Regions from separate parts of the Homo sapiens genome. Here region 2 is linked to region 1. The links are chromatin contacts, found by Hi-C or POLR2A ChIA-PET in ENCODE. All regions are on one chromosome and are shown on one strand. The core of a region is the stretch at or near the end of the contact, and the rest is flanking DNA. Distances in the headings are between cores, read along the strand shown.

What was found. A loop is a pair of places that touch in the nucleus more often than their neighbours do. ChIA-PET counts read pairs that join two places held with the same protein, here RNA polymerase II (POLR2A). Pooled maps may share reads with other maps.
Region 2: a loop to region 1 is called in a map of heart left ventricle, with 6 times the contacts of the local background. The contact joins the promoter of ITGB5 here to the enhancer-like site in region 1. A Hi-C loop is called at or near these places in 48 of 168 maps with a recorded cell type or tissue (CD14-positive monocyte, CD4-positive, alpha-beta memory T cell, CD8-positive, alpha-beta T cell and 32 more), 19 of 37 single-sample maps with no recorded cell type and 33 of 50 pooled maps. POLR2A ChIA-PET finds 5 or more read pairs at or near these places in 18 of 52 experiments (A549, AG04449, AG04450 and 13 more).

The regions. Positions count from the first base shown.
Region 1 is chr3:124,831,635-124,837,649 of GRCh38, forward strand. The region is part of intron 5 of ITGB5 (integrin subunit beta 5); the gene reads right to left. Among named protein-coding and RNA genes, the nearest start is that of ITGB5, 53 kb to the right of the region's middle. RefSeq lists enhancers at 2,442-2,941, 3,306-3,395, 3,636-3,845 and a silencer at 3,808-4,102. Within about 2 kb of position 3,842, at least 29 of the 41 ENCODE cell types and tissues checked have a DNase peak (open chromatin) inside an H3K27ac peak, as active enhancers do; they include GM12878, HCT116, PC-3 and 12 more, where a contact is called at or near this core.
Region 2 is chr3:124,883,816-124,889,830 of GRCh38, forward strand. It overlaps ITGB5 (integrin subunit beta 5), which reads right to left and starts at 3,550. Exons shown (of 15, transcript NM_002213.5): 1 at 3,116-3,550. The coding sequence starts at 3,185. RefSeq lists enhancers at 1,390-2,274, 4,043-4,925, 4,926-5,810 and silencers at 2,939-3,028, 3,489-3,928.

The sequences.
Region 1 (6,015 bases), core at 2,592-5,091:
GAGTTCTGGAATAAAGATGCCATCCCAGAGACTGTAGCTTTAAATTTCTAGGTTCTCTGATCCCGAGGTCAATCTGCCTAATTAAAATTAACAATTGTCCAAATGAAGAGGCCCTCAAGACTGTTATCAACGCAGCCCAGGGGCCCCAGTTATCACAGAAGAGTCACCAGGCACATGTACTCTCTCTGCTGGAAAAGATCCACCACGTGAAAAGCAGCATTGTGCCTCAGTGCTATCTGAGCAAGCCCAAGGGAGAAGAGCCGATGGGTCTGAGACACCCTCCAAATTAGGAATGAGAAGGCAGATATCAGAGTTTCCATTTTACAGACAGGGAAGCCAGAGGCAAAGATAAGCATTTCACATATCCATCAGCATGCTAACCTTGGGACAGTACCAGTGGCCTCCCTGGAAAATCCTGAGGGCTGATAGAGTCACATGATAACTGTTTCTGATAGAGAGGAAACTCTTAGCTCCAGAAAAGAGTGGCACATGCAACTTTCTTCCCCTGGGACTGTTTCAGTACCATTCTACAGTTGGCAAACTGGGTCATGTGGGTAATTGTGATGGTTCCATAGACTGGGACTGTGCTCTCTTTGGAAGCACACTCTTCCCACTTCTGTGTTCCTGTGTGACTTCAAAAGATGGCAGATACTCTAATGTCAAGGTTAAGCCATACCAGCAGGTAGATAAGGTTTCCAATTCTGGTGCTGCCTTTTGTGGCTGTAAAACTTTGGGGAAGTTACTTCACCTTTCTAGGCTTGTTTCCTCATCAAAGGAGATAGTAAAGCCACCTTCAAAGGAGTATGTGAAAGAAACCCTGTTAAATGCCTGGTACAGAGCCTGGCTCTCAAAAGCACTCAGCCAGTGGTGATCAACAGCATCATTAGCACCAGCACCTCACCAGGAAGCAAGAGACCAGGATGACCCCTTGAGAGAGAAGAATACTCTAACTGAACCACGGGTCTGAAGGAGCCAGTCCTTCCACAGAGTCTGTTCTCTGGCTGTGCCTTAGATCCTACACATACATCAGTCCTACAACTAGAGTGATGCTCATGGAGACAGGCATCACGGCTACTTCAACTCTGCATTCCCCACAGCACCTAACAGGACGTCTTGTACACAGTAAGTACTCAAGACGTTTTCAAATGTAATAACAAAACACTGTCCATTAACCTTTCAGGCAAGCACTGAGGAAGAGGGGACAGGTTTCAAGGCAGGAATGAGGAAGGAAAGGGGACTGACCTGGGCAGCCAGTGGGCAGCTCCCACAGTAGATCTGAGCTTGGGGACAGAGGAGTCTCCACAGCACATAAGGGAAAACAAGGTTAGAGGGTCTCTGTGATTGGTTTCCCGAATCATGTTGACATTCAGGCATATTTCCATCCCTTTAAAACAATATACACATTCTTTTTAGTTTGTTTTTCCTACTTCCATCCACTGTTTGCAATGAAATATCTTTTTTAAAAAAATCTGTTCTGTGGCTAAACTTAATGAGGCCAAAAGTGTAGCATTTCTTTCCTTGGGAAAAAGAAATCTTGGCCTATGACTCAGGATACAGACATTCCTCTTGAGCTCAAATCCCAGCAATGTGCAGGATGACATTTCTAATCTGTACTCTGTGACACAGTCCAATCTGAATTATAGAACATTTTGGAATGAAGAAGGTTGAACCATATGAATTTTCCATTTTTGCAGGAAAAACATCAATAGGCAAATAACAAATATCATCAATAAATATCAATAATTTTATATGGTTCAATCTAATGTTTCCAAACAGGTTGTTTTATTTCCCTTCTAATGGATCTGCAGGCTCAAATCAAATCCCAGAGGATAGAGACTTCTCATCTATCTTTAATTTTCTCCACCATACCTGCCACTGAGCATTTATTGGACAGCCAATAAATGCTTTCTGAATGGAAAAGTATTACCAAGTAATAGTACTTCTGGTTCTGCTTTAATGAATTTGCATGAAGCACTGTAAATTCCATGGAGGCAGCCTGGTGGATGGGAGGGTGGAAGTCCCATCCAGGATGGGACAAGCTTGGGGCCAGAAGAACCTGGTATTCCTGAACTTCAGAAGCATAAAGGCACCTGTGAGAATGAAGCCTTTGTTCCCAGATGTTTAACAAGCATCTGTTATGTGCCCAGCAGTGTCTGGTGCTGGGAATATAGTCATAAGAAAAAAGACATAGTCCCTGCCTTCAGGGAGTTTACTATCTCAAAGGGAGGCAGGCATTCCAGGAATGCTTCAAATAAATAAAAATAAGATGATAACTAGGACAGAAGTGATTAAGGGCTTGCCTGGAGCCAGGGCATCCTGACCTACTCAGGGAAGTCCACCAGGGAGGGCTTCTCTGACAAACAGACAGTGAAGCTGAAATCTGAAACACAAACAGGCACAGGTTAGACATTAAAAGGAAAACAGATTCCGGGGGAGGAAGCAGGAATGGACAAGTGGAGCACAGGGACTTCCGGGGCAGGGAAGCTACTCTGTGTGATATTTAATGGTGGCTACCTGTTGTCGTACATTTGTTAAAACCCACAGAACTGTACAAACCAAGAGTGAACCCTAATGTGAACTATGGACTCTGGTTGATAATGATGTGTCAACACTGACTGGGTCACTGATTGTAACAAATATACCACACTGATGTGGAATGCTGATGGTGGGGGAGGTTGTGTGCGCAGTGGTCAGAGGGAAGTTGTGGGAATTCTTTATTTTCTATTCATTTTTGCTATGAACCTAAAACTGCTATAAAAAATAAAATCTACTGAAAGAAAGAAAGAAAGAAGGAAACAAAGAAAGAAAGAAGGAAGGAAGGAAGGAAAGAGAGAGAGAAAGAAGGGAAGGATGGGAAGGGAGGGAGGGAGAGGAGGGAAGGAAGGAGGGAGGCGAGGAAGGGGAGGGAGGGGAGGGAGCGGGGGGAGGGAGGGAGGAAGGAAGGAAGGAAAGAAGGAAGGAAAGAGAGAGAGAGAAGGGAAGGATGGGGAGGGAGGGAGGGAGGGAAGGACGGACAGGAGGAAGGGGAGGGAGGGGAGGGAGGAAAGAAGGAAGGAAGGAAGCAAGCAAGCAAACCAGGAATACAGGGAAGTAGTATCAAAGAAAACCAGGAATACAGGAATGGAGTATCCAAACAGAGGAAACAACACATGCAAAGGCCTTGCCTGAGTCAGAGTAACGCACTCCAGGTCACTGTGGCTGGAATGCAGAGGCCACAGGTAGAGGCCACAGGCAGAGAGCCTTGCAACAGGAGCCCAAGAGCAAATTCCTGTCTCCTTTCATCTTTGCTCAGTGGACATTCCAAGCAAGAAGGAGCCTCTGACTTAAAATAAAAAATTGACATTCTCACCTGGTATGAAAACAGAGCCCCAGCCATCAAAGGGGCCTCCTACCCTTTCCCCAGGATGATTATTCCCTGCCTTGGTCAGTGAAGGGAGCCACCAGCACGTGTAGACACCTCCTAAGCACAGGTGCAAGGCAGGCACGTGACTTGTTTACACTAGAGGGCAAAAAGAAACGCAAACTCTCCCACGTGCCCTGTTCACGATACTGAGTTATGACTCAGCCAGTTCCCACCGCTCAACCCAGAACAGCAGCTGTCGGTGGGGCTGCGGAGCCCACAACACAGCTCACAGCAGAAGGCAGAGCCAGGAAACCACGGAGTCCTGCACTTGGGATGTCGCCTCAGAGACCAAAACAGTAGAAGGATTCAGAAGTGCACATGAAACCACTGCCGTCTGCCACATAGAAAGCCAAGGGGAAGCTGCGCCACACCTGTCTGACAACAACCCTACAGGGCAGAGGGTCTGCACACCTGCATGCGCAATGCCCAGAGAAATCCAATACTTTAATGGTGCTTCCCCAAAGACACGGCAGCACAGGAAGAGCAGGCAGCCTGGCGCTGGATCAAGCCCCGGAAACCTGTGGTGCGATCTGCTAGCAGAAGCAGCTCACACATGCTGAGACAGACAACGCAGACAGCTGGGAAGCAGAACATGTGGCGGGTCCCTCTCTTCAGGTGGTGCAGAGGTTTGAGGAGTGGGGGGATGCCTTCCTTGAGGAAAGAAAGGCAATTTCCTGTATTTCTCAACTCATGCTTGGAAAAGTGACACAAGTCTGAGGTCTAAAAGAAATCAGGCAATAAGTCAAAAGAAAGCGAGTCAATTCTGCAGGAACTGGGAGCTGGGAGGGAGCAAGAGGAAACCCTGACAAAGTTGTGCCTGACTCTGGGACTGGGGAATTTTCCACATTTTACAGGTGTCTGCAGCAGCCTCTACTGGGTCTGAGGCTTAAGCCTGAGCCAGAAGAGACAAAAAAGCAAAATCAAAGGCCTTGAGCAAAGGAGACAGGGCTGTGACCAAGTCCTCTGCGAGAAGTGGCACTGGCTGGCACAGATGGAAGGCAACCTGGAGCACCTCCCTCCAGTCCCATGCCTCCCTGCATCTCCCAGATGTGCTCTCTGAGGCCTGGAGAAGTCAACTGGCTTCCATGGAGGCAGCCGATAACAGAAGAGGCAGAGCTTGAGTAAGGAAAACATGACTCTAAATTCAGTGCCTTCCTAGGTTTGGAATGTATTATTAAAAAAAAAAAAATTCAACAGGCTGTGTGCAGTGGCTCACACCTATAATCCCAGCATTTTGGGAGGCTGAGGTGGGCAGATCACTTGAGCCCAGAAGTTCAAGACCAGCCTGGCCAACATGGACAAACCATGTCTTTACTAAAAATACAAAAAAATTAGCTGGGCAAGGTTGCAGTGAGCCATGATAACACCACAGCACTCCAGCCTGGGCGATAGAATGAGATCTCCTTTCAAAAAAAAAAGAAAAAGAAAAAAAAATTGTTTTAAATAAATAAATGCAGTGCCCCTTACTCAATAGTGCATTATTGTTACTTCCCAGAGCACACAGTCACTGAGTAATAAAAAGGGCACAGAATTTCAAATCAACAGAACTGGTTCACATTCTGGTTCTACTCCTTACTAAATGCAATTAGTCCCTGTGATACTCAGTTTCCACCCCTGTAAAATGGGAACAACCCTTATCAGAGTCCTACCAATATACTGTAGGATTCTGGTAAGGATCCTCCAACAAGAATCACGGCTCCTCTGAGGCTGTGGTCTTCATTTTAGATAAGATATTCTGGCCAGGGAAGAATAAAGGTCTCAATTCCTGCCAAAAAAATTTTATTCAATACATAAATTTACCTTGTTTGCTTTAAGACTTACTCATCCAACTATTTTTGAGAGGAAATAAATGCTTTAAAAATTGAACACAGGCAAAATTAAAAGAATCAGGATTAAAACAGAAACTCTGTCTAAAGAATACAAAGGATAAGTGCCAGGGCTCTAGCAGTGGAGACAAACAGGGAAACGCATTGGGTTGCACTGATTTATTTTCTGGCTGACGAAAAAAAGCAGCACATAGAATACTGTGCAGCCAGCATGTACCCAGCCAAGCTCAAATGTACAAGTAACTTCTTTAACCTGAGAGCCATGAAGAAGAGCAAAGTGATAACTGACAACTTGGGACCCAGAGCTTCCAGGCAACTGCTCACCCTCTGTCCTCCCTAGGCCAAGGGCGTGCCCTGTTTTGAGAGAAGAGGAAAGCAGCCATATTTCCAGTCTGAACCACACATCACACTTCCGCCTGCACAATTTCAGAACAAACAACTTAGAGTCAACTTCTAGAAGGTCCTGGCAGAGAAACCATTATTCTGACCATAAAAAAGTATAAACAGGTTCAATCATAGGCTCTGGGTAAAGATAAGAAATTACAGGCAGTGGCATTCTCCAACTCCAACCCAGCCAGGAACAGTGCATTAGAAAAAATGCCCGCCTTGACGACAGAAGCATCCCTTAGCTGTGGATGCTGTTAGATGGCCTCTCACAGCAATGTGACCTGCAGGGGATAAATAAAGCAACTCAAAACCTCCATTCATAGAAACAGGGTCCTTATCATAAATGGAATGAATCCTAAATAGAAACAGGTAGTTTCCTTCTTTTTGCAAAGAACATCT
Region 2 (6,015 bases), core at 2,300-4,799, 52 kb after region 1:
TGAGACCCCTGGTTTTGTGGGAAGACCACATCCTAGGATTCTGTCTGAAGGCTCTTGGCCATAAGATAATAAAAAGAGCAGGAGATAGCCCTTGGTGGGGACGGGAGGGGGTTGTCAGCCGGCCAGGGACTTGTTTGAAATGAGCCCCTGAAACCTAAGGTCAGTTTCCTGCTGGAAATCCGTACTGAGATGAAAGTGGGGTTAGAGCAACAGAGAGAGGCACTCAACCACTGGTCCAGGAACACCCAGGCAGGCATGGCCCTGAGGGTCATCTCTTTCTTTTCTCTGAGTAACTAGGTTTTTTTCTTTCAAATAATGTTCCTAGTGGCAAGACAGAAACACTCCCTGAATAAAGTACCTGTAGTGCTTCAAGAAAACAAAGAAGGGAAGGGAAGCAAAAAAAAAAAAGAAAAAAAAAAAGAATGTTGAAGTTAATTCAGCAACACTGAAAAACTAGGAGAAATGACACAGATGTGAGTCAACCTCTGCTAATCCTGAGAAGCTTCAGGGCCCTAAGAGGTAAGCAGCAAGTTCTGGAGGCCAGTGCCATGGCTTGCTCCACCACCACCACCACCAAAACCTGTAGTCAAAGAGATGGGCAGAGGCCAGCCGTGGTGGCTCACACCTGTAATCCTAGCATTTTGGGAGGCCGAGGCGGGCGGATCACCTGAGGTTGGGAGTTAGAGACCAGCCTGACCAACATGGTGAAACCCTGTCTCTACTAAAAATACAAAATTAGCCAGGCGTGGTGGTACATGCCTGTAATCCCAGTTACTCAGCAGGACAATCACTTGAACCTGAGAGGCAGAGGTTGTGGTGAGCTGAGATCATGCCACTGTACACCATCCTGGGCAACAAGAGTGAGACTCTGTCTCAAAAAAAAAGAAAAGAAAAGATAGGCAATGGGAAAACAGGACCCCAAAAGAGTTGCAAATGAACCACCATGCTCAGTGCTTTTCTCTTCCTTAAGCTGAGTCGGTAGGACAAAGGGCACTGGACCAAAAGCCATGGTCCCTGGTCCACCACTCCTGACCCAAGTAGAGGGGAAGGGCAAGTCACTTCCTTCCTGAGCCCATATGAGAAAATGGACATCACCGTGAAGATGTACGTGAACTCTGAAAAAGAGAAAGCAAGATGCAAGTGGAAAATAATGTATTTTTAGAAATTATTCGCAGCCAGGCGTGGTGGCTCATGCCTGTAATTGAAGCACTTTGGGAGGCCAAGGCAGTTAGATCACCTTAAGTGAGGAGTTCAAGACCAGCCCAGCCAACATGGTGAAACCCCATCTCTACTAAAAATACAAAAATTAGCCGGGCATGGTCGCAGCGCCTGTAATCATTGCTACTTGGGAGGCTAAGCCAGGAGAATTGCTTGAACCTGGGAGGTGGAGGTTGCAGTGAGCCGAGATGGCACCACTGCACTCCAGCCTGGGCTACAAGACTGAAACTCTGACTCAAAAAAAAAAAATTATTTGCAACTAGAAATTATTATTATAATTCTGTTTGTCAGAATTACAGAATGTCAAGCTGGAAAGGAACTTAAAAGCCATCTCCTTTGGCAGTTTCTGAACTTTTGGATTTCAAAGAAAACTAAGATTTAAAAACAAAACAAAAGAAACAAACAGAAAAAGAGAAGGGGAGCTTAACATAGGGTTGTCAGATTTTCTTATTTTGCCAAAATTAAAAACTACTAATATTATTAAGAAGTATTAAAAGAAAATGTTCCCACCAAAAAAAGAAAAAGTGCCTAATTTCAAACTAAAGGAAAGTCCTTGTGGAGCAGGGGAGCGTTGACAACAATACATTCCTGTGTGATGCAGGCTACATCTTCCTGCTCCTCGCTTTCCCTAGGGACCCATGAAAATATCCGTGATGGGCACTGGCTGCCGGATGGGTGTTTGGAATCCACTCATCTACTCTCCAAGCTCTGGAGTGATTATTTTCCCATTTAAAACAAAAACCAAAAACCTTGCTACAGTATTAAGTTTGAATTAGGGTCTGAACGAAGTTATTGTTTGCTCAGACCCCTCCTCCGCTCTTAAACCTAAACCTCCACTGCCTTCATGTAAATGAGACACCGTGGGGGAACAGTCCTCCCTTCGGGCAGCCAGGCAACCACTTGGCTCACAAGAGCAATCAAGTATCTCCGGCTTGAAAGTTAATAGAGCACTATTATTTCCTAAAAGAAAGGAGAAAATCCGCATCCCAAACAAGTGCATCCTTCCTCGAGGGCCTCCAAACTACCACGTCCAATCATCTCCCAACTCTGAAAAGTTAGAGCAGGTAACCGAGGGATCCTTGCAACGCTGCCAGCCCACCGCAGCGTCGGGCTAAGGCAATCTCCACAGCCCCTGTCCTCTGCTCCAGAATCCTCCACAGTTAGGGGAGTGTGAGGCTCCGAGCGTGTGCAAATCGCGGGATAAAGTCGGGCAGAAGGAATTTAATAGGGAAGTCCCAGGTGGGGCTGTGGTTTGGGACGCGGGTGCCCCCTCGGGTTTGCGGTGGCCTAGGCGAGGAGGAAGCAGGCGGGGGGCGGGGAGGGTGGGGGCTGCATCTTCAAAGGCAGGCGGCTAGCCTAGGCGCAGCGAACTCCAGGATTCGCTGTGGGCCCTGTGCACCCGCTGTTCCAGGAGGCGAGCCCTCCGGAGTGGAGGTGGCCCCGGGCTTTGGCTGGGGTTTCGAGACTCCCTTGCTTCTCCGGGAACAGGGCACCGACGGCATCCCCCCAGCAGCCCGCCCGCTCCCGGCCGGCCACAAGGACCGCTTTGTGCCCGCCAACGGAGAGCCCGGGCCCCAAGGCAGGGCTGGCGGCGGTCCTCCCCGTGCCCTGGGCGCGGGCCCTGGCGGGCTAGGTCAGCAGGCCGGCCAGCCTGTTTACACAGGAAGGGAAGCTCCTCCTCAGCCCGGGAGGGAACAGGAGACTCACGACAGCCCGGCGGGGCTGCGCGCGGGGAGCGCCCCGCGGGGCTGTCCCCCAGCGACTGGCCCACCAGGGAGTGCCCCGAAGGCGCCCTCCGCCCTCAGGCACCGCCTGCGCTCCCCGCCCCTCCGAGACGCCCGCCCGCGGCTGAGTGTGCGACAAAGTTTCTCTGGGCGCCGTGGGCGGCGCGGCTTACCTGCGAGCCGGGGCAGGAGCGCGCAGAGCCCCAGGAGGCAGGCGTACAGCGGCGCCGGGGCCCGCGGCATGGTGGGGCGCCTCCCTCAGCGGCGGCGCGGTCGCTGCACTCCGCGGGGGCCGGCGGCCGGGGCTGGGGCCGGAGCGCGGGGGCCGAGGGCCGGGGGCCGCAGCCGCATGCCCCGCGCGCAGCTCCGGCTCACGGCGCCCGCGCTGGCCCGCGCCCCGCCGCCACCATCCGTCCCGCAGCACTCACGGCCGAGTCCCGGGACCGCGGCTGCCCTGGCTGGCCGGCCGGGACTCCTAGTGTGTCGCCGCTCGGGACGGCCCCAGCGGGCTGCTCCGGGTAGGGGAGGGGCTGGCTCCGCTCGGCGGCCGCGACTTGGGCTCCGAGACGCGCCCAGCGCCGAGACTCCCCCGCGCGCCGGCACACTCTGCCCCTGGCCTCCGCCCCTTCCCTTCCTCCCTCCGGCCCGCCAGGCTCCACTTTCCTCCTCTCCTTTCTCCTCCCCTTCTCTCCCCTGCCAGGCCCTCGCCCGGCCGCCACACGGTCAGCTTACGGTGAGGCGGGGCGGGGCGAGCTCCGGGCCGGGCCAGCTCCGCCCTGTGCGGGGACCGGCCCGGGACGCGGAGGCCCTACGGGCCCAGGTGGAAGTCGCTTGCGACTCACTTGGGGCGTGGGGGGCTCGAAACCACTGAGTAGAGCCCGCTCCCGTTGCTTAGCCGCCCGTCGCCACGGGAAAGGGGCGGGGCACGCTGTATTAGGCGAGCCGAGATTACTTGGGCCAAAGGCGGTTGCTAGACTGCGAGAGGGAGAGCAGGTACGGGGGTCGTGCCGGTACCGCCTCATCCTCCCAAAGCCTCACTGCCGGCGGCCTGAGATGGGACGTAGACGCCCGCGCGTGGAACCGCAAAGCGACTTCTGGATGAGCAAGGGAGGGCGTGGTGGGGCGTGGAGGCACAAGTAAAACCTACATTTCTTTTTCTTTTCTTTTTTTTTTTTTTTTGAGACAGCGTCTTGCTCTCACTCAGGCTGGAGTGCACTGGCCCAGTCTTGGCTCACTGCAGCCTGGACCTCCTGGGCTCAAAGGTTCCTCCACCTTAGCCTCCTGAGTAACTGGGACTACAGGCGCGCGCCACCACACCCGGACAATTTTTACATGTTTTGTAGAGATGGGGGTCTCGCTGTGTTGCTCAGGTTAGTCTTGAACTCCTGGGCTCAAGCATTCCTCCTGTGTCTGCCTCCTAAAGTGCTGAGATTACAGGTGCGAGCCACCGTGCCCGGCCCACTTTTCACTTTTTAACTTTTGCACCTTTCAAGGATTTGAGACTGGCCAATATGCCGCTATATTTCGTTGTCCTTACTGATAATCTGTCAGTTTCCATGATCAAACTGATAGACTCAAAAACATATGCTCAGGCTTTCATCTTATCATTTACATATAAGCTGGATCTGAACTAGCCAATAAAGAGTGGGGTGGGGTCTTCCTCAGATGGTGCAGGAAAGGATGCCTTGGGCTTGGATTCGCTACAAGTGCGTTTAGAGTGGAGTGGTTGATAGGCAAGAGAAGAGGCGACATTCAGGTAGGGGAAAATAACGATAGAATACCTACCAAGTACAGAGAGCACACTGCCAGCCAGGCACTGTTCTAAGTCCTTTACCCATATTAACTCATTTCATCCTCCGACAACCCTACTGTTATCCAGTTGAGGAACCGAGGGACAGAGGGGTTAACTGCTGGAGGAAGTGACAGCTAGGATGCCTCGTTCAAAAGTGCAGCATGGCTTGGCTAAAACTGAAGCAGTAAGGGGGAAAGAACAAAGGGGTCTCACCTTTGCAGGCCAGGGACCTGGTGGAAGAATGGCTTGGAGGGCCCAGTGGAAAACTGTCCTAACTGCCCAGCTCAAGGAGTTTGGATGTTAACCTTTATTTCTTGGCCTCCTCCCAAACTCTAACAAGGTGGTGCCTCAATGCCTGAGGAAGTAAACTTCTTGAAGTACAATATAGTGTGCCTGGGGGCAAAGATGCAGCAGTCCATAGCAAGCTCCTTTATAGTATTTGTGAAAGGAAAATAAATCTCAGGGCCCCCAAATCACTAAGCCAGGAGAAAAATCAAGCTGGGAACCGTGTCAGGCAAACCTGCCTCCCATTTTATGCCTAATTAAGATAGCTAAGAAGCTACATACCTCCCTCACAATTTACCCACAGGAAATTCCTTTTGGACAAAGGACAGACAGAACTCAAAGTCATCCCTCTGAGGCTCACCTGAGACAAATGAATACCTGATTGCTCCCTCTGGCCTATTGTTTATGTAAAAATGCAGATTCACTGAGCCAGACTAAATTGTGTATTCAGTGGAAGGCTGATCAAGGACCCAAAAGAATGCAACCTTTTGTCTCTTATCTGCTTCTAACCTGGAAGCCCCCACTTCAAGTTGTCCTGCCTTACAAAACCAAACCAATGTACGTCTTACACATATTGATTGATGTCTCATGTCTCCCTAAAACGTATAAAAGCACACTGTAACCCCGACCACCTTGGGTACATATTGTCAGGACTTCCCGTCACTGGCACATCCTTAACCTTGGCAAAATAAACTTTCTAAATTGACTGAGACTGGTCTCAGATATTTGGGGTTAACATATTCTATAATATCCTCATGTTTGTTTTGATGTAAAACGCTTGTCCCTAAACATTTTACAGGAGCTGTCCTGGGTTTATCTTGGAGCTACCTGTCTCTTAGGTCAGTGGCCTTGGAGCTACTCTTATGCCAGTTTGAGAGGCAGTGATTATAAATAATGGGGCCAGCGCGTTGGCTCATGTCTGTAATTCCAGCACTTTGGGAGACCCAGTCGGGTGGATAGCTTGAGGCCAAAGTTCGAGATGAGCCTGGCTAAACA